Regions from separate parts of the Mus musculus genome. Here all the other regions are linked to region 3. A link is a loop called in an ENCODE intact Hi-C map of the cell type or tissue named here. Cell type or tissue: left cerebral cortex. All regions are shown on one strand. Links, peaks and the distances in the headings refer to the core of each region. The heading gives the core; the rest is flanking DNA.

Region 1 (7,772 bases), core at 1,876-4,375, 50 kb before region 3:
TCATAATATCTGGGTGAGTAATTGATTCAGGACTGGGTCATCTGCTTAGCATATTCAACTAGGGCCAAATCCATAGCTAATACAGAGTTTCTTTCACCTTAACAGTTGTGGAAGGCATCTCTGGAAAGAGGAGGGGCTGTCTGCACCTCTCTGGGAACAGCTTTGTATGTGATGGATCTCCACTTTCCATGTCTGCCTCATGAGATCTCATCCATGCTCAGACCATGCCATTACCATGCCCCTTGCCTTCCCTGAGCATGCCATTACCTGCCCCTTGCCTTCCATGGTCAACTCTTTATTCCTTGAAGTGATCTTCTAGGGACTGACCATGTTCCTTATCTGCTTCATCTTTGCTGGGGCGGGGGACTCAGGTAACCAGAGTTCTTTCTCTTGCTGGCTATCAAAAACCCTTTGATAGAGTAAGGTAAGGCATTCCTGAGGTAAAGCAGCTCTCTGAAGGAGCAAATGTGAAGGGTTTCTATAAAGCTGCTGGCCTTCCCTGAAGGCAGGCTGTGTCAGAGTAAGCACTGAGATGACAGAAGGGGAGATGTGGGGCTGGGACTCAGTCAGAAAAGTATTTCCCAGGCAAGGAAAGTTTGATTTCCAAAGCCTACATAAGAACCACACAAGTGTCATGCCAGCTCTAGTAAGTAGAGACAGGCAGATCTCTCAGGCTAACTGGCTAGCCAACTTTGTCAAGCCACAGGCCAGCTAGAGAACATATCTCAAAAAAAAAAAAAAAAAAACAAAGGTATATTGTAGCTGAGTGTGGTGGTTTCATGAGAATGGCCCCCACAAGCTTATATATTTCAATGTTTGGTCCTTAGTTGATGGCCCTGTTTGGGAAGGATTGGGAAATGTGGCCTTGTTGGATGTGTGTCACTGAGGGTGGACTTTTACCATGACATTCCTGGTCACTCTTTTTCTCTGCCTTCAACTTATGGATAAAATGTAACCTCTAAGCCACGGCTCCAGTGTGATTCCTGCCTGCCTGCTGGGATGATTCTGGCCATGATGGACTCACACACTGAGACTATAAGCAAGCTCCAACTCAATATTTTATTTCATAAATGTGCACCAACGCACACAGACATGCACATGCACACACATGCATACACATGAACACATGCACACATCTATGAATGCACACACAAACAAAATGGGGAGATATCATAACAAACTGGTAGGTTTTGATCGTGGACAACTAACGAAATGGTTGAGTCTTTTTCATGCAAAGGGTACAGATAACCAGAACAAGTTAGGAAGTTTTAAACACAGAGAAAGGGAAAAGAACTTTCTAGAGATCCTTCTATGAGCTAGATTTCTTCTGCGTGTCACCGCTGATGACCCTCAAGACAAGTGTCAGAGGTCTCTGATTATCTCTATGTGTTCTGTGTGTCCCTGAGAGTTGGGATAATTGATGAGCCCACTGTAGTAAGAACAAGCTAATTCTTGTCATCCTCTTAGGATGCCCTCATGGAAGTGACATGTGCCAATTTGTGACCATAGTACACTTCCTGATAAAGGACTTCCTAGAAGCCTCTCTGTCTGCTAGGGGCATGTGGGACCATGAAAGGCATTCTGTGTTCTGGTCGAGCGAGGCTTATTCTGGGGTCCTGGTAGAAAATTCTGCAAGGGACAAAACAGTGAGCTACGCCTCCAGACACAAACGCCTGACACCATGAACCCTCAATTCCATCATTATGTGGCCATCAGTGACATAGGCTGTCCAGACTCCACTCTCCACAGTTACCCTGCAACAGCAAGGTAGCCCAGCCCATTATAAAAGGGGCTGCTTGGCCCCTCCTCTCTTTCTTGCCTCTCTTGCCTCTCTTGCTTCTCTTGCTTTCTCTCTAGCCCTCTTGCTCCTTCTCTCCCCCTCCCTCTCCCCACATGGCCATGGCAGGCCTCTACTTCTCTACCTTTTCCCTCTCTCTGTTTTCTATAATATAGCTCTAAAACCATGGATTGTCGAAACCTGCTGTGCTGGAGCAATGGAATAGACCTTCCCTTAAAGAGTCAAGTCTTATCTCCCGCAAGAAGGCCTTCAGCGTTTCCACCACTCACCCAAGAGGGAACCACCCAGTGCTCTTTCCCCCCTGCCCCTTCTCCCTTCATCCCCAGGACTGACTGAGCCCCTCACTTTGTTCTCTGTCCCTGAGCAGTTCCGTGGTGTCCCATAGCAGTCTCTCACATCCGCCCGCCTAGAGCCCTGGAGCTCTGGCGGGACACAGGTCATCTTTCCTACCCCTTATATCCCCAGACTGGCACCCCGACAGGGGCTGGCTCTACTCAAGGTTCTCCTCTTTTGAGTCCTGGTTTAAGAAATAAATATAGAGAGAGTGGAGTTCTGAGCTGCTTGGAATGAGTGTATAAATAAGAAACAAATTCTACTTTAAAATGTAGGGGTGTTTGCTAATGTAATGTACCTGTCTTCTCTTAGTGGACAGTCATTCAAAGTAAGTCGACTAGAAAGTTGTTAATTTTGAGTCCATGCCAGTCTAGCTAGTTATCAAGTTGGTATGGACCTGTAGGTACCTATAAGCAGTATTAAGACCAGAGATGTGCGTCCTGGTAACATCTGCATAAATGTGGCTCAGAGTAGATAGAAAGACATACAAGTTTATTCTGTGGGCTTTGAAGCCAGATATTTCTGGTATTCTTTCTCTCCCTCAATTGATGGTAACCCTCATCATGACCTCCTATCAAACATGACTACTGCCCAAAGGCTCTGGTGGTTCTAAGATTTTGGCTGGAGCTTGTGGACAGCTGAACCCTCGGAACATTGCTAAACCCTTTCATCGTCTCTGATGTCTGGAAATAGCCCAAGTGGCTTGAGGTTTTGCTCACTTGTAAATGTTTGAGTATTGTGTCCACAAATTGCAAATTGAGTAACTCAATTTTGAGGCACAGCTGTTATTTGGAAAAGACCCATCTAGGAGCAGGAGCTCCTTGCAAAATGACTGTGCTTCGTTTTTGTCAAGTACCAGGAAATGATTAACCCACCAAGCCATATGGCAAATGCCCACTCGAAACAGAGAGCAACAGCGCTGTGTAATGAGTCTGTGTTGGGGGAGGCAGTGGGGCAGTGTCTGGTTTCTGCGGTGTACACAGGAACAGACTTGCCTCTGCGTATTTCAGGTTTCCATAGTCCTGCGTAAGGACTTTTTCCATCCATGAAAAATTCATATAAGAAATTAAGTTACAGTGCACTCCCCCCACCCCCTGCCATAGGTGCATTTTTTTTTTTTTGCAAATGATATGCACTTGAGTTACTGCATATAACATGAATTTAATCAAGGCTGCAGAAATGTGAAATTTTATGCTACTTAGATCAACATGCTTTAGCTATGACTCACTCGGTTAGAATCGTGCTCCATCTCATGTAAGAGGAAAAAGGAAGAAAACTAGGCTGCTGACAAGAGTACGTCTCCTCCAGGGAGAAGACACTAAGGCGTTAGCAGCCTCAGGCCAGTGTGATCACTAGGTTCGGGTTTTCTCTTAGTGTGTTCTCTGCCCACCTGGAGCTGGCCCTTGTCCTCGGCATCCGGATTAGCTGCTATACTCTAGCCCTCACGCTGTAGGCAGCAGAAGGAAGGCTGGGAGCTGCATGCGTTTATTGGTTTGTTTGTGCTTTGCTTTGTATAGTGCCAGGGTCCCCCCATGTAACTGAAGTCTTGCAATGTGGGTCTTGCAATGTGATCCAGGTAGCCTCAAACCCATCATCCCACTGCCTCAGCCTTCTGAGCGCCGGGATTACAGGCATGGGTCACTGTGCTCAGAAAATCACATTCAGTCTCTCTTTCCCCCTCAGCCCCCAAAAGAATATTCCTGGAGGTGTTCTAGACAGTAATCCAGCCTCCCCCTGCTGCCGAGGCAACTGGGAAAGGTAGTGGTTGTCCAGTCAGTGGGAAGGATCCAGTGACTGACAGGAAAGAGAATGAGTCTCAGGCAGGGACCAAGACTCCACTCTGCCTGATGTCAGCACTGTTTGTTCTCCTGTGGACCACACCTGGAGGGCAAGAGCAGACTTTACGTGGTACCATCTTGCTATTACGGAGGCCTCTTGCTTCACGTCTTCTGGAAGAAAAAAATCAGTTAAGAGACACAGACTAGGGTAAATATGTGTAGCTCCGTGGTAGAACACTTGCCTAGCAAACACAGGGTCCTAGGTTCAATCCCAAAAGGCATAGACAGTTTGTGGTGTTTTGTTTTGTTTTGTTTTGTTTTGTTTTGTTTTGTTTCAAGAAATGTCTCACTATGTAGCTCCGGCTGTCCTAGAACTTGCAATTAGACCAGGATGGCCTAGAACACACAGAGCTCTACCTGCGTCTGCCTCCTGAGTACTGGGATTAAAGGAACATGCCACCATGCCTCGCCAGACAGATTAAGCAGTGGTTTACTTAGCAAAGCAAAGCAGACGTTCTGAAGTGAAACTGGAGTGGGCTGCCCTAAAAGTGGGGAACAGCTCGGTGGTTTCTGTGGTGTGGTTTTTACGGGTGTGTATGACTATGAAATGCGTGGCACATTCATGAAATAAGGTGACCTCTTTACATGCAGATCAATGTAGATCAGAGCTCCCTTTAGGTATCTGTTCCCATGATCCTCTAGAACAGCCCATGGCAAGCGGGGAGTGGGGGGGGGGGGCAAACCACAGTCAAAGGATATTATAATGAGGCCAGGGTCCTCTGAGAATGCAGACCCTTCATTAGTACATGTGTGTGGTAATTGGGTAAGTGCCCTGGTGCCTTCATTTTAGATGTAGCAGGAGGAACCTGTCTGAAGCTTCAAGGGTGTTTAAGGACAAAAAGGGCCAGAAGAGATGGCTCCCAACTGCAGCATTCCTTAGATACTTCATACCCAATTCCCTGTCTGCCTGTTGTCACCAGGCAGCAAGTCTGAGTGTTGTCACCAGGCAGCAAGTCTGAGATCCTCGATGGTAGCAGGTGGATGCAAGTTGTGTGCCCAAGGGCTGCCAAGTTTTACACATAGGCAGCTGGAAAATTGAATAAACAAGCGGAATAAACACGCATCTGGAGGCAGCTGCAGAAATGGGGAATCATGGGTTAAGCACCATGAGGAGAGCAGGCTAGGGCTCTTGAGAACCCAGTAAAGGGGGACAGGAGGTAACCAGACTGGAGTCGCCTCTGCCTTCACAAGGTGGCTTACTTTAATGTTCTTGTCCTCAGTGAATTCCCTTTGCACCCTTGCCTACCAGGAGGGCCATGGAAGGTGGGGATTTTAAACTTTCCACCCCTGCAGTACCCAGTCAGATTCCTGCTATAATGCAAGTCACCCCGTCAGCGACTGCATCCTGACTGGGTCCAGTCAAAAGAACAAGGAGAACTTAACCCCACCCACAGCCTCACAGCCCCACAGCCACACAGCCACACAGCCCCACAGCCTGCCCAGAAGGATAGAAAAGCACAGGTTACTCAGCCAGGCAGAAAGACTCCAGAGTCCGTCTCTCTGCTTGCTGGGCTGTGGACAGTGTAACTTTCGCTTTAATAAGTCTTGACTGAGTGCTGTGTCTTCAGATTTCTAAGCTTGTAACTCTTTACTGCAAAAAGAAAAGAACCTAAAGAAAGACACCCTAGACAGTATAATGTAAGGCCTCACTCAGGACTTGCAGGAAGCCCATCTTCCAATTAAGGTCAGTCACAACCAGACCAAACTGCGAACAGGGCTGAGAACATGACTGTCTGGTGCGTCTCTTACCCTAAAAGCATAGGGGTGGGAGGCGGCGGGAGAGAAGACTTCTTCCATTAGCAAGGCTGAACTTTAAGGCCAGTATTTCTCATTCTTGGTAGGAAGCCCCCTTCCCATCCCCAGGAGCCTGTTGCTGACCCGCAAGGCTTACAAAGGTTGTCCACAGGGTCTAATCCAGGATCTAGTCTGACCCATCTCATGCCAAGAAACTGCTCACCACTAATGATCGCGAAAGGCCCTGCAGCCCCAGAATTAAAATCAAACTAGAAAAGAAAGAAAATGGCTACCAGAAGGACCAAGTATCATCACCCTGTTCTCCACTTAGCCTGTTCTGTAGGAAGGAAAGGGAGCAGTCTGCTCCCGCCCTGTCTGCTCCCGCCCTGTCTGCTCCCGCCCTGTCTGCTCTTCTTCTTCCTGCAGAACCACCTTGTATTAGCAAAGAAAGGAGTAGACTGCCAGGCCCTAGCAGTACTATGCTTTCATCCGAGGGAAGACCCTCTCCATCCCATGGCCAGGAGAAATGGTGTGAAGCCCCTTGGAGACTCCCCCAACCCAAACGTCGCTGAATCTTCCCAGCACCCCTCCATGCTCGGGATGGTGTCCCCTTCAAATCACCTGGGTGGGACAGGAAGCCATGTGTCTGTTCCTCCATCACCAAGGTTGGGGTCAGGGCTGGAAGTAAGTTCCATGTTGACTTAGTCCGGGCCCGTACAGAATGTTATAGTCTGGGACAGGAAAAGGCCAGGAGAGAAGCTAAGCAGCCTGGAGAGTTGATAGCGATAGCTGCTGTGAGACTCAGCCTGACAGAGGGTGCCCGCCAGAAGCCCTTCAGTCCTGGAGCTGTGCTTGCTCTGTAGACAAGAAGCCACTTTGAAGGGATGTCTGCAAAGATACAGGCCCCTGCTAGGGTGCTGCCCCAATTTCGAGGGGGAATTATTGGAGGATTCAGTGTTCTGGGAACAAGCTGGGTTCCATACATCTCGCCTCAACCTCTTGTAGTCCCTAGAGCACTCCAGCCTTAGGCATCCAAAGGGCCTCAACTAATGGAGGTTAATCCTAGACCTCTGGGTAGGTAATGAGGCAGTGATCCCACCCTGCTGTTGGTTACTAATCCCTAGATCCACGTGACCCAGACACGCCCAGTAGAGCCCACTGTTCAGAGCTTGATCTCTACCAATCCAGCCCCAGACAGGGTTTCTCTATGAAACTGCCCTGGCTGTCCTGGAACTTGCTTTGTAAACCAAGCTGGCTTCAAACGCGCAGAGATCCCCCTGCCTCTGCCTCCCGAGTGTTCCTGGCTCAGTGCTTGATCTTAAGGGGACCTATTTTTGCATTCCACTTCACCCTAATTAAGCCAGACTTCATTTGCATTTGACACTCCCCTTAGAAAGCTATATGGACTATAGGTGAAATGGACCGTCCTCATCTATTTGACCCAGCCCTTACCCAGTATTTAATAAAATGGACATAACCCCAAACCACCCTAACCCTATATGTCCTTGACGTCCTGCTATGGGGACCAACTGAAGAGACCATCTCTTGAAGGACAGAATTCATCCTTATCTTTCTAGATGATGGAAGCTACAAGGTTGCATAGGAGACGGCTTATGTCAGACCAAGATCTCAAATTTAAGTCTAGTTTTATCACTAGTAACTGTTATCCTGGGACCAGAATGAATCCCCACAATCTTGGCCCTTCCTCTCGCCTAGACTCCGAACTGAGAGCTTTTTGGGGAGTTTGGATGTTACAGGTTTTGGCTTCCTGGATAAACAGAGCTGGCTAAGCTTCTCTATGAAGTTCTCAAGAAGGCTCACGCTGAAGGTCTTAACCAAATAGAATGGTCCCCAGAATCATGAGGGGACCTTCCGGAAACTTAAGGAGAAGTTTACTTAAGGATATAGTGTGGGGAGCGGGTGTGGCGGCAGTCCCAAAGGTGCCAGGGACTGCAGCTAAGTCATATGACTTGCACCTGACTTCCTCATATAAGACACAAACATCTTGAGTGCTGCACAGGTGTACCAGGATACAGGTGAATCCAATTTGGTGGAGATTTGCCCCTGCT
Region 2 (7,772 bases), core at 1,876-4,375, 260 kb before region 3:
TTTATCTTGGCTCTGGGTCCCCCTGTCAGAAACTATGTCATCTAATGTTACTAAATGTCCTCTTCCCCGCCCCAGTTCCCTCATCTCTGAAATGAGAAGATGAGGTCACAAAGAATTTTTAAGGCTATTCACACCTCAAAACATTTCCCAGGAAGGAAAGGGAATCACTGAGTGTTGGGTGTGGATTCCCCACAGTCCTCTGGAGAGCAAAACTATTCATTCACACTATTCAGAAGGTGTGCTTGGAGAAGCAGCTCACTCAATCACAAACAACTGGAAACAGACGTGTGTGTGTGTGTGTGTGTGTGTGTGTGTGTGTGTGTGTGTGTGTGAGTGTTTCATTTGTGATCCGGCATTGTACAGAGAACAGAGTGGAGAAAAACAGATACTACCATGGAGTGAGCCAAGAGTCAGGCACTGATGGGTAGCCTTAGGGAGAAAGCAATAACTACGCTTTCATTTTTTGATGGTCCAATTGTTGTTGGTAATGGCAATATTTAGCATGCACTAAGTGCTGGGTCCTGGACAAGGTGCTGGATACACAAGTATTAATTTCCCCTGGGAAGGGAAGAGGACACATATTAATTATTTTGAGAGGCAAAGATTTATTACAAAAAGAAAAAGAAAAGATAAACTACTCATAAAACCTATGAGAAGGCTGGGAAAAAAAAAACAGCTCTGGCCATCTGATGTAGGCTTTCATGGAAGGAGAAGATAGAGAAAATGGGGGCATCTAACAGTCCACCTCACTACCACTCTTGAGATGGTGACTTGCTCTTTTCTTTTACCTTCAAAATCTCCTGCCCTGGGTTCTAATTTAAAGAATGTGAACTGGAGCTTTGAACCATGCTTGCCTCCCTGAGGCCTTGTTTAAAGAGGGCAGAGATGATGCCACTCTCTGTCAGCAAATACATCTGGATAGTCTTAGGAATTACGGCCTCTGTGACATGGGACAAGCTTCAAAAGTCAGGAATGCTATCTTGTCTTGACCCCAACAGCCAGTACAGCACTCTCGTTCCAAATGGAAGAGTCAGGACTGTCTCCTTAATGTGGTGGGAGTTGTCTTGAAATGAGCTAGGAGAGAAGTCTCCTTCAGATGAAGGAAAATTAAAAGGAGGCTGCCTCTATTGAACAGAGGTTTCAGGATTCAGACCAGACAGGTGGTCTGTGCCAAGGAGTCGACCACTGAAGGTCTTTGAAGGCAGAGAGGTATAGAACTGGATGAGTATTATTTTAGAGATTTCATTGTGGACATTCAAAAAAGATAGAGGAGAAAAAGAGACAGGTGAGATGAAATCATCATCCTTCAAGGGCCTGACAATGAGAATTCGATAGAGCAGTGGTCATGAGGACAAAGATGGAAAGAACAGGTTTGGGATGCAGTGTGGAGGTTAAGGATGCACAGTTTGTGGGATGTGTGGAAGTGACCCACCATGCTTTCAGCCTGCCCGATGAATGGATGCTGAAACACTTGCTAAAATGGACACTTGAAAGGAGGAATGTGTTTGGGAGTAAAGGATGTGGAGATTGCTGCATTTGACTCCTCCCAAGTCTAATGTACCCGTGTATGAAGAGTTGGGACATTGATGAGGTATGCATTTGGACCCTACCAGAGACCAGGCCTATGTTCAGGTTCAGGAGTTGAATATAGTGAGCGTGTCTCTGAGGGGCTCCAGTTTCACTTGCCTCTGAATGTCTGGTTCCAGAGGAGCCTGACAACAGAAATCTATTGGGAATGCTCAGATCTCACTTGAAGTGAATGTTTCAGCTCTACAGTGTCCCCAAGCAAAAATTTCCCTGGAGACTCTCAGAAGCACGCTGAAAATTGGTGTTTATTTGTCTTTTCTCTAGGTCCCAGAGTTGAGAGAAAAATCACAAAAGATGTGAGGAATCTCTTCCCTGTCCTTTAAGTGTAGTGAAGTTCCCAGTGATAGGGTTCGGACAAGAATGTGTTTAAACTGGGGCTTTGAAGAAGTTTTAAGCCAGACTTTGTCCAGCCAGAGCACACTACAGGGCTGAGATAGAAGCTCACTGACACACAGTGAGGTAAGGGACAGATGTGGGGACAGGGTACCATTGTTTCACGTGCTTGTGCTATCTAGGATTTGTACTTTGAGTCTTCCCCAGTCCAAAACTTGGATAGCTGGCCACCCAAGGTTCCTCAAGGAAACATCCATGTAGGTCAGTGATGTCCCCAAGAGATCCTAAGCGGTTCTGGCAGCTCCAAGCGGACTTGTCTACCAAGTACTAGTCCGTGTTCAGTGTAAAGTGTTAACCTGGGCTAACAGATGCAAGGCCCTGAGTCCTACCCTGTGGAAGATGAGGAAGGAGTTAGGGAGGGAGGGAGTTCTAAGAACTAAGATCTTCCTAATTTCATACTTATCATCAGCTGCAGACTCTTTCCTAGTTGATTTTCTTCTTGTAAGTTCATACCTACATACTTTCTGACTTTTCTCTAGTCATTAAACTAGTCCCCAACTGCGATTCTACTTTTGTGTCATCCCTTTCTCTCTTCCTCTCCTCTCCACTCCCCATTCTCTCTCCCTCTCCCTCTCTCCCCCACCTCTTTTCTTTTCTTTTTTCTTTTCTTTCTTTCTTTCTTCCTTTCTTCCTTTCTTCCTTTCTTCTTTCTTTCTTTCTTTTCCTTCCTTCCTTCCTTCCTTCCTTCCTTCCTTCCTTCCTTCCTTTCTTTTGGTTAATGTCTTGTGTATGTAGTTATAGCTGCTAGCTGTGTGTTTGTGTTAGCAACAGCCATGTCATGTCCAGAAAACAGAGATTCACAACATTGCTCCTCCTCCTCCTCCTCCTCCTCCTCCTCCTCCTCCTCCTCCTCCTCCTCCTCCTCCTCCTCCTCTCCATCTTCCTCTGACCTTTACTGTCTCTTCTGTCCCTCTTTCACCATGCTCCCTAGAACTCCTTGAGTTCTGGATTTGTTCCATGATATTTCTTTGTTTCCGTTATAGTATAGGATGCATGACATCACCATGCTTAGGATTTTGGGTTGAGACTGGTTGTTAGTTTGCCTGGGTGGTACTAGGGATTGAACCTAGGACCTCCTGCACATGGAGCAATCACTCTACTATTGAGCTAAAGCCCCAGTCCTAGTTGGATTGTCTGCCCTGTTCTACTGGAACAGAAACTCTTCACATGATGGAATATTTAGCTGTGTCTGGTTCCTGTGTCTTACATTCAAGTGGTCCATCCTAAGCCCTCAGTGGTTGAATGAGTGGCCAATATTCAATCTATAGTGTTTTAGAAGGAACATGACTAATTCTGACTTTTTTTAATTCAAATGAGACTAAGGAGACATTTGCATTATTTCATATTCAAAACCTACTGTTGACACATTTAATCTTGCTAAACTCACCAAGTGTGGCGGCTTACTCCTGCCAGCAGGGTTGCATAATCTTCCAGGCACACATTTGAAGCAGGATGCTAACCTTCGCGCATGGCAGCTATGGAGCGGTAATTGCAAGGGGGTGTCTCTGAAGGGCTGGAGGAGACAGGCCATCTGCTACAGCATCAGGGACAGCCAGGGGCGAGGATGCAGAGACTCCTGTAATGGCTCATCTGCCAATTTGCTCTCCCCACACCAGCTGAGTAGGCTTCAGGCTTGGCAGTCAGGAGCTATGGCTTGAATAGAAAGGTCACTAACATAGTGACCATACAACCCTGTGCTGAAATGGTAGATGTAGACTTTCAGATAAGAAGGAGAATAGAAGACAGTGGGGCATGAAAATATTCAGAGGGCAGGCAATTGTGTGTCTGTCTTCTGTGGCTGGCTGAAACTGGCATAGCTCCTGAGTTACACCGCACACAGAGTCACCTCTGTGTTCTCCCCACATTGACTTCAGCACAACAGTACCTTCTTCCTCTTGAATGCCTGGTGACTGATTTTTTGCCATTCAATGTGTTTTCTGGGAACTGAACCTGGATCCTCTGGAAGAGAAGCAACTGTTCTGAATCCTCAGTGGTCTTTCCAGCCCCAGTCTTAATGAGGGGCGATGTTCTGCAGTCTGCTTCCAGATGTCTGATGTAGGACAAGAATTGAGAAGGATCTGATGAGGACATGAGTCCAGTGGACAGCCTGGCAGTAGCTTGGCCAGCCACCGAGGTACACAGTCCTGCCTGGATTTTCTAAGAAGTAGTAGTATTCTGTAGCAGCTGCCAGCTTTCTGCTCTATGACCAGTGGCAACCAGAAAAAAAAATTACCCTGCCTTAGCAGCCTTGGGGGAACTGATACATCAATCCCAGAGGTTGACTTCTCTGCTCCCATCTCTGTGGCTTGGGGTAAGGCTCTGTCCTCTGATACATGTTCACCCCAAGCTACAGGTTGACCAGAAGGCCAGAAAGGAGGTGGCTGTACCAAATAGCATCATCTCTTTGTTATATAAGGCCCAGAAGTAGAACCCAGGAATGTGAAAACACCTATCAAGTACCCTGCTTACTGTAATTGCTGTCACTGCAAAGGAAACAAAAACAAAATAAAGCAACCAGTGATCCCTTGTGCTCAGAGACTGTAATGTCCTGTCCTACACTGCACCTCCTCTTAGACCTCTCTCTGTCTGTCTCCAGGGTGTTTTTCTCTCCATCATGGTGCAGTGCTTCCCCAGATGTTTGCATCTGCACAGCATGCCTTTTTCAGGTATGGAAAGACAGAACAAACACATGTGCCTCCCCTTTTTTCAAGGATGACATGAGCCAGAGCTAAGTTTAGAGATCACTTCCACCTCTCCTGATTTCCTTTTCTCTCTTATGTAGGTTCAGTAATCCCTTTCCAAATCTTTGTCTTTCCTTCCCTAATTCACAGGTAAGCTACTTCTAATCCATTTGCAGGAAAGAGAATGAATTACAGAATTTAAATATTTGGTGTGGACAATACTGCTTGATAAAGAGCATGTGTGTTCAGGGAGTGCGGTTGGCTGATTTGAGGGTATTCTCCAGGGTACATAGACAAACAGGCTCTATCCTCAAGTGGAGTGTGATAGCTGAACTGAGGAGCTGTGGGAGTCTGACATGTGTGTTCCCCTCTTCTGTGATGCCTGGAACAGTACAGTTAGTTTTTGGTGGTGGTTGTTGTTTATCAACTTGACAGAGGCTAGAGTTATCTGAGAAGTAGAATCTTAATTGGAAAATGTCTTTATAATATTGACCTATAGGCAAATCTGGAGGCAAAATTAATTTTCCAGATTAATGACTGATATAGGAGGAGACAGCCCACTGTGTTTAGTGCCACCCCTGGGTAGATGGTCTTGGGTGTATAAGAAAGCAGTCTGAGCAATCCATGAGGAGCAATCAAAAAAGGCAACATTCATCTGTGACGTCTGCTTCACTTTCTGACTCTGGAATCCTGCCTTGAATTCCTAGCCTAACTTTCTTCGGTGTGGTCTGAGGATTATAAGGTGAAATAGACCCTTTCCTAGTTGCTTTTCGTCATGGTGTTTTATCACAGCAATAAAAAGTAACTAGGGCAGGCACTGTCTTTTCTTTCAGTGGCCACGATGATATCCAACCCTTCCTCTCACCACCTACCACCTCATCCTGCCCCTCCCAGCATCTGATCCGGCTGTCACCCAGACTACCATTCCTGCCACCATTAATGGGGCCATTTGCCCTCCCCATCTTACTTTCTCTGTCCAAGAATTCCTTTCTCCCATTCCTGCAACATTTATGTGCAGAGAAGGCATCAAAGCAGTGGTTCTCAACCTTTCTTAATGCTGTGACCCTTTGATACAGTTCCTCATGTCATGGTGATCCCCTCAATCACTTTATTGCTAGTTTATAACTATAATTTCACTAGTATTAAGAATCATAATGTAAATATCTGATATGCAGAATATCTGATATGCAACCTCCAAAGGGGTCAAGACCTAGAGGTTGAGAACTAATTTTTTTCAAAGTATTATTCTTGCCTACCAGCTTGTGTACCAGACCTTGAGAGTCTCTCTCCTCTTCCACTAAGGGCAGTTCGGCCGCTCCTATCTGTTCTGCCCCAAGGTAGCTGACAGAGGAACAGGATGATCGTCTAACAAGCATTGGAGTTGTATGGTGGTACACACTTAATTTTAACTTTGCCATCTGGAGTGTGCTGGGGAGGGAAGTAGGGAAAGAGGGTTAGGCTGACTCCCCTTTCTCCCCTCATCCCTCCAGAAAGAGCTCTCACCTTTTCCAGACATTCTTTCCTAGTGACAGGAACCTGTTTCCACTTACTAGAGTCCAGCACATGGTTTCTTGCTTGCTTCCCCTCATCTGGGCCACCTCTCTCATCGTATCCCCTGGATGGTTTGCCACAGGCTCCTAAAAGGCTTCTCCCTTGGCCTGAAGCCAGTTCTCTACAGAAGAGAGCCTAGGCTCCACTGTAGAGCACGCTATCCCAGTTGCTCAAGTCTACCCTTGTTACCCTGCCTCTGCTTACAAGACCTTGTTAGGATTTGACTTTGTTTCCCTCTCTTGTCACATACCATCCCTGAACCCAAGCTTCAGTCATTGTCCTTGGATGGCTTTTGTTTTAGAACTCACCAAGTTCATCGCACCTAAGGACCTCTGTGTTGCCCAGTTCTCCTACCTGATCTGCAGTCATGGCTCCTTCTTGACATTGAGTCTTAGTTGTGATGCTTCTCTGGGGAAGTCTTCTTGGGATTTGTTTTTGCCTTGTTCTGCTGTATTATTGTTAGGAGACATGTTACCTCAAAAATATGTTCTTAAGTGTTTGTTGCCTGTCTTCTCACCCACAATATATGCTCCACACCATGGAGCTTTGACCCCTGCTGCATCTCAGAGCCCAGTGTTCACTCATAGTCAATGGATGTGATACAACTGTGCTTTATGTCTGATAGTCCTGAGTTCTAAACTTACTATGTGCTTTACACTCTTCATTGCTGCTGGCCACCCATGCCTCTCTCCTTAGAAAGAAAAGGACAATAATATATCATGAATAGTGTTGAAAGATTAAGTAATTTGATTGCTGAACAGAAGACATGATACGTGTTCAACAAGTGTCACCTCTCCTTTTCCTCTTGCTGCATTGCAGAATGTGGAATTGTTTGCAAACCTGGTTCTCATTAAAAACTTTTTCCCAGTAAAGTGAGACAGAAACTGTGGTGATTTGAATATGCTTGGCCCAGGGAGTGGCACTATTAGGAGGTGTGGCCTTGTTGGAGTAGGTGTGGCCTTATTGGTGGAAGTGTGTCACTGTGGGGTTGGGCTTTGATAGGGCTCCCTCCTAACTGCCTGGTAGCCAGGCTTCTCTTGTTTGCATTTGGAGCAAGATGTAGAACTCTCAGCTCCTCCAGCACCATGTTTCCTGCCATGATGATAATGGAGTGAACCTCTGAACCTGTAAGCCAGCCCCAATTAAATGTTGTCCTTATAAGAGTTGTCTTTGTCATGTGCCTCTTCACAGCAATAAAATCCTAAGACAGGAAGCAAACCCAGTTTGTGGAATGACAAGTCTATAGAGGACTGGATTTAGTCCTTCTAAGCATGTCTACCTGGAATCTAGATTGTGGCTTATTATGAAAAAAAATCCTTCTGGGTACAGTGAATTAAAGACCAAGGAGAGTCTTCTGAGATTTTTCAGCTCATATTAATCCTAGTGCTCAGGAGGAGGAGGCAGGATGATCATAAGTTCAAGGCCAGCCAGGACTATACAGTGTTCTAGGCTGCAGGAGACCCTGGAGAGGGATGTGGGGAGAGAGGGGGGAGAGAAATAAAAGAAAGAGAGAGATGAGAAATAACATTGGATTGGGGTGGACCATGACTATGAGTGTCT
Region 3 (7,772 bases), core at 2,174-4,673:
GAGGAATTCTCTCTCCCACTCCTCCATCCTCACGTTCAGCCACACTTCACCCCCCACTACAAGTTCCCAAACAAATCAGCTCACAGTGTTTGCTGATATTGCTACTGCAGACATGTAGGTTAGTGTAGACAGCCTCAACTGGATCACACAGTTCCCTGTCACTCCATTTTCTCTCATAGAAGCTTTGTTTTGTTTTGTTTTGTTTTGTTTTGTTTTGTTTTGTTTTGTTTTCCCAGAGTCAACTGCTCCATTCGCTTGTTCGCCCGGGTTCCTGGTTCTTTACAGCCGTCACTGATTCAGTCCCAGCTGCTTCTCTTGTCTGCCTGGATCCTCCCAAAGCCACTCAACCCGAGACTGGACAGCCAGTCCCCACATTACCAAACTCCATCCACCTGGGGTTTCCTTCTGTTTCCCCAGGATTCCCTTGCCTGTCTGCTGGTCCTGAACCCTGTTTCTTGAATCCTGCGCTTTCTGCTTTTGTTGATTTATGTTCTCATTTTAGAAGCTTTGCATCCTCGGCCATCTTCCTGAGAATCCTGCATAGTGGATAAGGTTGCCAGGACGTTGCATGTGTTTGGAGAAAGATCTTACACAGTGTTCCTAAGGGCAGTAAACCACAGCCCACAAGCCAGATCTGGCCCACAATCTGCTTTGCTTTCATTTTGTGAATTAAGAGGGTTTTTATATTTTCTTTCTATTAATTTTTTTTCAAAATAAAGGGTATCAAGAAAGATTGTACATAGCCTAAAAGGCTTTGCTTGTTTAATCATCTATTCTTAACAGAAAAAAGTCTGCCAGCCGCAGGTTTAATTGGTTGGTAATTGGCCAAACACAGAACTGTGCATTGGAAGTCCTTTTCCTCTCACACTTAGGAGGCTCCTCTCCCTGTCTCCTGGTTCTAAGAAGACAAGAAACTGTCAAGAAGCACACTGCTCCCTGCTTCCCAGCCAGGCATGTTTGACCTATGTTTCCTCCTGGAAACATCTAGGATCTTTAACTTTCAAATTCACGGTCTGGATTCCCATAAGGGGCCGCATGCTGCTGACCTTTTTCTGTTCAAAGCGCTAGCTATCAGCCAGAAATATGTCTTTCTGGTCTAGGAAAAGTGTTTTCCATTTCTTTGGTGATTTCCTCTCCGCTTTTCTGCTCTACCTGGAGTTTCTGTTAACTTCAGCCCACCTCCTGGATGGAAACCTGGTGCTATCTTTTTTCCTAGCATATGATTCTCTTACATTTTTCTTCTAAGTCTTCTAATAAATGACATCACTGCCGAGGACATCTAGCAGATACCAGTTCCAGAAATGCAGGAATCATTTGAGGCATCATCACCTGTCTCCCCAGCATCAGCACCACAGCCAGCGTTCCCAGGGCAGTTGAAGGGCGTTGTTGATTGAACGAGTAGCTTTTAATCTCTAAGAGCTGTGTCTTGTTTCTTTAAAAGGAGCTCTCATTCCTAGTTCTTGGATAGGATATAGTCCCTGACAATATTACTGTAATCTTCTTAACATCTATTTAATTTGTGTGTTGTAGTGAGCTAGCTAGGTCCTGAGTGAATGTATACTACTGACATGAGCACTGCTATGTCAAGACCCCAGTACCTCAGGCCCCATGGGAGTGGCAAAGCTTTCCCTGGATGAGGCTCATAGGGAAGACAAAGCCGTCCTTAGGTTCATGTGCAGATGGTGATATTGTGTGTAGAAAATGTTCACTATGGCTGCCCCCCTCCGCCCCACATCCCCCAGATGTTTATAACCTAGAGGCTGCTCCTACCAAGATTAACTAAACCTGTCTCCTTGCTGAATAAGTATACCATAAATCCCACCTCCCTGTTCAGTTGTATATAAAAAACACGCTGAGGTTCCAGGGTGAAGCTTCTCCATCAGAAAGCTCAGACTGCCCAATGGCAAAGGTGTAGGGATGTGTGCATGTGCGTTGCAAGTGTGTATGGTGGTGTAAGGGTAGAGGACAACCTGCCAGCATCAGCTCTTTTCTTCCGTGATGGAGGCCCTGAGTATAGGATTCAGGTTGTCCGCCTTCATGGCAAGTGCCTTTACTCTTTACTGCACCATCTTGTTTCTCCTGGAAGATTTCTTTTTTCTTTAATTCTCTGTTTCTCTCTGCATTGTCTGTAACTTCCAAAGACCGTTTTCTCCCGACGGCTGTTTTAGTCTCCGTCTTTCATGGTAAGACTCCTTCCCAAATCCATCTTCTCTTATGCTTAACCCGTTATCAGTTGTAATATCAAAATTGCCAGAGGCTGAGTTGTTACAGTTTTGGAGTCTGGAAGCACAAATTGTTGGTCTTCTAATAAAGGCCTCATGCATGCTCTGACACATGACATATAAGAGGTCACATGACAGAAATGAAAACTGGAGACAGGGAAGAGCTGGTCTCATAACAGCTCTCTTGATAATTACTCATTGCATGAAGCATCAATCCCTTCAAACTGGGAACTAATTAGCTCAGGAGGCCCCTCCCCTTAGTGTGAGCCACACTCGCCAGTGAGACACACACAGCACGCTATCAACACATGAGCCTTTGGGAAGATGTGCTCAACCCATAGCTAAACCATAGCAGCCTTCCAGGCATAGTTGCGGGTCAGGCACATGTGTGAAGTGGTGTCAAAACTGCACTGATGGCTTTGTAAGTGCAGGGTCTTCAAATATGAGGAAATGCCCTGGGAATCTGGATCCCTTCCCCGCAGAGACACCACTACTCTGTATTCTGGAAGACAAACTCAGATGCTCTTGTCTAGGTGTTTCTTTCCCCCACTTCAGGAGTCATAGTTCTCTCTGGTCCAACCTAGTCAGAAAGCTCATGTGTTGCCTGCCAGGGTGGGAGATTTAAGCTAGGCACTGGGATGGCTAAGGTTCCTTAGAAAAACTCTCAACTGGTCCTGCCTTCTCCCTTCATTGAGCCCCAGCCCGTAGAGTTGACTACTTCTCCATGTCCCAGTTCACTCCGGGCTTTGGCTGGCCTTATAACTTACTTTCTATTGCATCTGCTGCCCACTGGCTCTGGCCGGTCTCTTACCATCCCTCGGTGCTCCAGATTGGCTTTGCTTAACTATTGCTTTCTCTTTCACACCCCACCACCATCACCCCTGCCTGTGATCTCAACTTTATCTTATTCCCCCCTTTTCCATCTTACTCATTTCCAGAGGGAGTGGAAGGAAACAAGGAACCCTATCTGCCACGCTAAATTCACAGCCCTGAATTGCTTCAACAGCCCCAAGATGAGGTCGGTAAAACCTAATACTTACGGATGTTACCCAGGAAGAAATAACAATCCCGTGTCCTTTAGGGGCTCTCAGTTTCTTGGGGGAAAGACAAGGGCAGACTGATGAAATCATACACGGGCTATAATGGAAGGGAGGGTGAGCAGCAGGAGGGTCACAGGAGAGGTCCTTGAGTGGATTGGAAGAGCAAGGGACAGTTCACATGGCAGGCTGCACTGTGGTTGCAGCCAAGAACAGCATGGAAGGAAAATAGCTCAGACTCGTGGCCCATTTGGAAGGCGTGAAGCAGCCTTAGCTCAAAGTGTTATTTTGATTGACTGTTCTCTCCCGGCTGCTATAAAAGAGCATTGATTTCTCTATGTGTGACCTGCTATCAAATGAGCTACCCCATCAGAAAGGACACCTGACTGTCCAGGACAACCAGCAGAGTGGCAAGTGTGGCTTTGTCCTCCTGCCCTGCTTTCCTATAAATGGGAGATTAACAGGGAAGATCAAATGTATGTAGATTGCCCCCAGAGAGTCCTCCTAGGCCCCATTTCTTCTTAACAGGAAAATAGAAAGAAAATGGAACACAGATGTGCAGGGATGTAACGTACTTTGCTTTCTTTAATGCTTCACACGTGTTGAAGAAAAAGTTCTAATTTTAAGCCAAGTCTATTACAGGTCAGCTCCAAGAGCAGCTTAAGCATCTTCATTCTGGCCCTAAAAAGATGCACCCGGTCCTCTCTTCCCAAGATCACAGGTGTGAGCTTCTGTCTGCTCTGCCTACACTATTGAAGCTTCCCAGCATCTCTTGGCTCAGGCTGCGTCCCAGATGCTGAGCCTGGGCTCACCATGGTCCCTGAACTCTGTACCCTCTGACTGCTCGTTCTTAACCTCCTTTGCCACCATTTTCCAAAGAACCTTGGGAATTTGTGACTCTCCCCCTCCTCCCCCCCGAGGCCCCCTGAAGCCGAGGGAGAGGTGTTTTCTGAGGCACACTGCCTACACATAGTACCCTCCAGTTCTGCTCTGCTGTTCGTTCACACTGGCGTGGGCTAGTGTGAGATGCCTTTCTCGCAGAATTCCATCAGGACAGCAAAACAGGAGACTGTCAGCCCTACAGCTTCCAGACTTAGCTGTGTCCCTTAGCTGTACCCATCTGTCCCATCTGTCCTAGTTAGGTTTCTGTCTCTGTGTTATAAACCAAAAGCAGCTTGGGAAGGGCAGGGTTTGCTTGGTTTGTAGACTACAGGCCATCATCAAGGGAAGCCAAGACTGGAACTCAGAGCAGGAATCCGGAGGCAGGAACTGAAGCAGAGGCCACAGAAGAATACTGCTTACTAGTTTGCTTCTCCTGAGTTGCTTTCTTATACACCCCAGGACCATCTAACCCTGGAGTGGTACGACCCACAGTAAACTGGGCTCCAAACTGATCATTAATCAAGAAAATGCCCTACAGAGTTGCCTACAGGCCAGTTTGATGGAGGTAGTTGTACAGTTGAGATTTCCTCTTCCCACACATACCTGTGTCTGTATCAACATCAAGCCAACCAGCATATCACCCAGCCTCATCACCAACATGGCTCCTGGCTGAAAGGTACCAGAGCATGGCCACGTTGTGACTCATGTGGTACTCAAGGAACCACAAACCCTTCCTGGTTCTTCTCTGCTCCTGTTTCCCAGTGTACTACAGCCCAGAAAGGGCCTTTCCTCTTTCTTTCTGTGCCCTCCTCTTCCTGCTACTCTCTGGACTCTAGGAAAATCCTGTGCTTAGATACTAGCTTGGGTTGTCCATCAACAAGCCTGGCCCTTTGCAGCAAGAGCACTCACCTTCGCACATGCTTGCATTGCAAGGAGTTTCAGGAGCCACTTCTGGAACCAGAAGCTGAATGCTACTCCCTCATTCTCAGCTGCTTCCTTCCGTCCTCCAGACCGTGGAACATCAGAGTCCAGGGTGGAGGGATCAAGGCATCCAAGTTGTCCTGGGATAGAAAATGCATTTGGGAGCTTCTAGTTTCCAGGAGAAGGCTACACTCTTTGGAGCATCCACTAGCACAATGAGAACATCTTTCAAGCTTCACTTTTAAAGCTAAAATGGTGAGCTATTAAACATCTGTAGCCACCAAAGTAAGCAGCTTACTGTGATATATAGCATGGACCCACTGCTTACAGATGTCAGTCACTCTAGGAGGCCAGATGAGATCTGGCAGCCTGGAAAAATCAGTGCTGGCTTAATCCCCACACCAGTGTCTGTCTGTCTGTCTGTCTGTCTGTCTCCCCCTCCCTCCTCTCTCCCCTCCCACTTCTCTCCCCCTCCCCCCTTTCTCCCCCTTCCCCCTCTCTCTCCCTCTCCCTCACCCCCTCTCTCCCCCCTCTCTCCCCCTCACCTACTCTGTCCCCCTCCGTCTCCGTCTCCCTCTCCGTCCCCCCTCTCCCTCTCTCTCTCTGACAGAGGATTGAGAATTTCTATGTTAAGTACCTTAATATGACCTCACAACTCCCCACCCTGACCTGAAAGAGAGCTTTATGGCACTACCAAGTATCTGGTCCCATGCTTAAAATTAAGTGGACTAAATCAAACTAAATTAGATAGTGTGGAACTTACCACCATCCCCAAAAGCTTATAAAAGCAAGCGCATCCCCTTTGTTCATTCTTCTTGTTCGTGCTCAATCCTTCCCATCCTCCTGAAGAACCCTTTCCTGTCACTTTGCCCATGGTTGGCTCTCTTTCTCTCTTTTACTTTAAGCTGTTTCTCTTAATGCATCTCATCTCCATGCTTTAAAGGGGACTTTCCCATCAATGTCCAGTCACACTGACTGCCTCTGATGTGTTGGGCTGTCCCCTTTTATGCCTCAGCATACCTATCTCAGTTCTGTCTCAGGACTCCACACAAATAACTGTTAGGGACATTAGCCAGCAAGCATCTAAAAACCAAGCACAAGAGAGGCAAAGACATATGGATGCGAACAAAAGATGTAAAAATAGCATGTAGAGATGCTAAGATTTTTAATCAAGTGAAGAAACTGAAACACATATTTAAAAAATAAAAGAAAACTATGACAGGTAACATAGCAGATTTTTGAAGAACCAATAACTATGAAAGTTTAAAAGTTCAATGATGACCCACTAAGACATAATAACCCTGAATATGCGCACACCAAGAACAGAATCATAAAGCACATGAAGTGAAAGCAGAGTTGGGAGAAAACTATCAAATTCACGATTGTAAGTGAACACGAACTCCTGGCCTTCACTGCTACCAGGCAGAATACAAGATGAAAGGCATTCAGGAAGGCTATAGAACTGTTCTTCTCTCTCTAGCTGAACTCGGTAGAGCCCAACAGCCAGTGTAGGCAAATCCATTTTTCTCAAGCACAATTGGAAAATTCAATGAATCATCCCCTGAACTAAGAAGCATAGCTTAAGAGACCTAAAATGATTGAAATCATATAATCATACATATAATATATGGTCTTTGTTCCTAGTGGGTCAAGCTGATAGTAAAAAAGACAACACAAAAATATTAAAAGACTAGAAAAGTTTAAATATATGGAACTGTGTGGAAATGAAATCATAGCCAATTACAATGTTGGATGCATTTAAAATGCTTCAAGGAGGGGAAATATAGCACTAAACGCTTATATTTGAGTGGGAAGAAAAGGCTCAAAGAGTAAAAGGTACCCGCATAAGTGAGGAAGACATGAAAGTTTACCTATATTCTTGGGGCACGCTTGCCAACAAAGCACACCCCAGTTGTGTTATAGTTTGAATCTGAAATAGTCCCCACAGGCTTGTGATTTGAATGTTTGCTGCCCAGCTTAGTAACAATATTTGGGGAGGTTGTGGAAACTTTGGGAAATAGAGGAAGTGGGAAACCGAAGGTCCTTGAAGCTTTCTTGTCTGCCATGGTGTGACAGCTTACCCGCATGTGCCTGTCACCATTAACTAGGATATTCTACCATGAATTCCCAGATATATTGCACCTGAAACCTTAAACCAAAGTGAATCCTTTTTCCTTTAAGTTGAAAGTGTTAGGTTTAGTCACAGTGAGAGCCATGAAACAAGCAATACAAAATATTGTATTGGTACCAGGAGTAGGGTTGTTTTCATAATCCTGATTCTGTGATTCTTGGGCCCTTTGGGACTTGGTTTAGGGAACGAATTAGCCATGAATACTTTAAGCAGCACTTTGTGAGTGATTCTTGTGGTGATCAAAACACCAAATGCCCATAGAAAAGTGTATAATAATGACTATGATTTTAAGATTTCAAATGTCACAGCTTTAAGTGATTTTGTTATTGAATTAGTGCCTTAAGAACATGTATTTTATAGACAAAATTTTAGGAACATTATGAAAAATAATTAATAAAATCTTACTGAATTGTCAGCCAAAGCATCCTTGTTTACTTGAACTTTGATTCATGCTTCATCATGAGGCCCTGGAAAAGATCTTTTAAAGAAATATTACAGTGTAATAATTAGATAATATTCAGGCCATCTAAAAATCAGAAATTATTTTATTATAACAACAACCCCATTTTTGTTTGCTAT

What was found. Hi-C counts contacts between places; a loop is a spot of excess contacts. Peaks named below come from ENCODE experiments on the same cell type or tissue, not always from the same donor. Only the 100,000 strongest peaks of a DNase experiment are listed, where the experiment ranks them.
Region 1: a loop joins it to region 3, with 6 times the contacts of the local background. A loop is called at or near these places in 2 of 42 quality-filtered maps.
Region 2: a loop joins it to region 3, with 7 times the contacts of the local background. A loop is called at or near these places in 2 of 42 quality-filtered maps.

What each region holds. Positions count from the first base shown.
Region 1 is chr9:98,335,215-98,342,986 of GRCm38, forward strand. The region is part of intron 1 of Nmnat3 (nicotinamide nucleotide adenylyltransferase 3); the gene reads left to right. Among named protein-coding and RNA genes, the nearest start is that of Gm46126, 39 kb to the left of the region's middle. In left cerebral cortex, for the core only: no CTCF peak of the experiment used is centred there; DNase peaks (open chromatin) are centred at 3,023 and 3,380; H3K27ac peaks cover 378 bases.
Region 2 is chr9:98,127,597-98,135,368 of GRCm38, forward strand. No RefSeq gene overlaps it. Among named protein-coding and RNA genes, the nearest start is that of Clstn2, 98 kb to the left of the region's middle. In left cerebral cortex, for the core only: no CTCF peak of the experiment used is centred there; DNase peaks (open chromatin) are centred at 3,435 and 4,100; H3K27ac peaks cover 708 bases.
Region 3 is chr9:98,384,475-98,392,246 of GRCm38, forward strand. All of the region lies in intron 2 of Nmnat3 (nicotinamide nucleotide adenylyltransferase 3), which reads left to right. Among named protein-coding and RNA genes, the nearest start is that of Rbp1, 35 kb to the right of the region's middle. In left cerebral cortex, for the core only: no CTCF peak of the experiment used is centred there; DNase peaks (open chromatin) are centred at 3,602, 4,025 and 4,330; H3K27ac peaks cover 910 bases.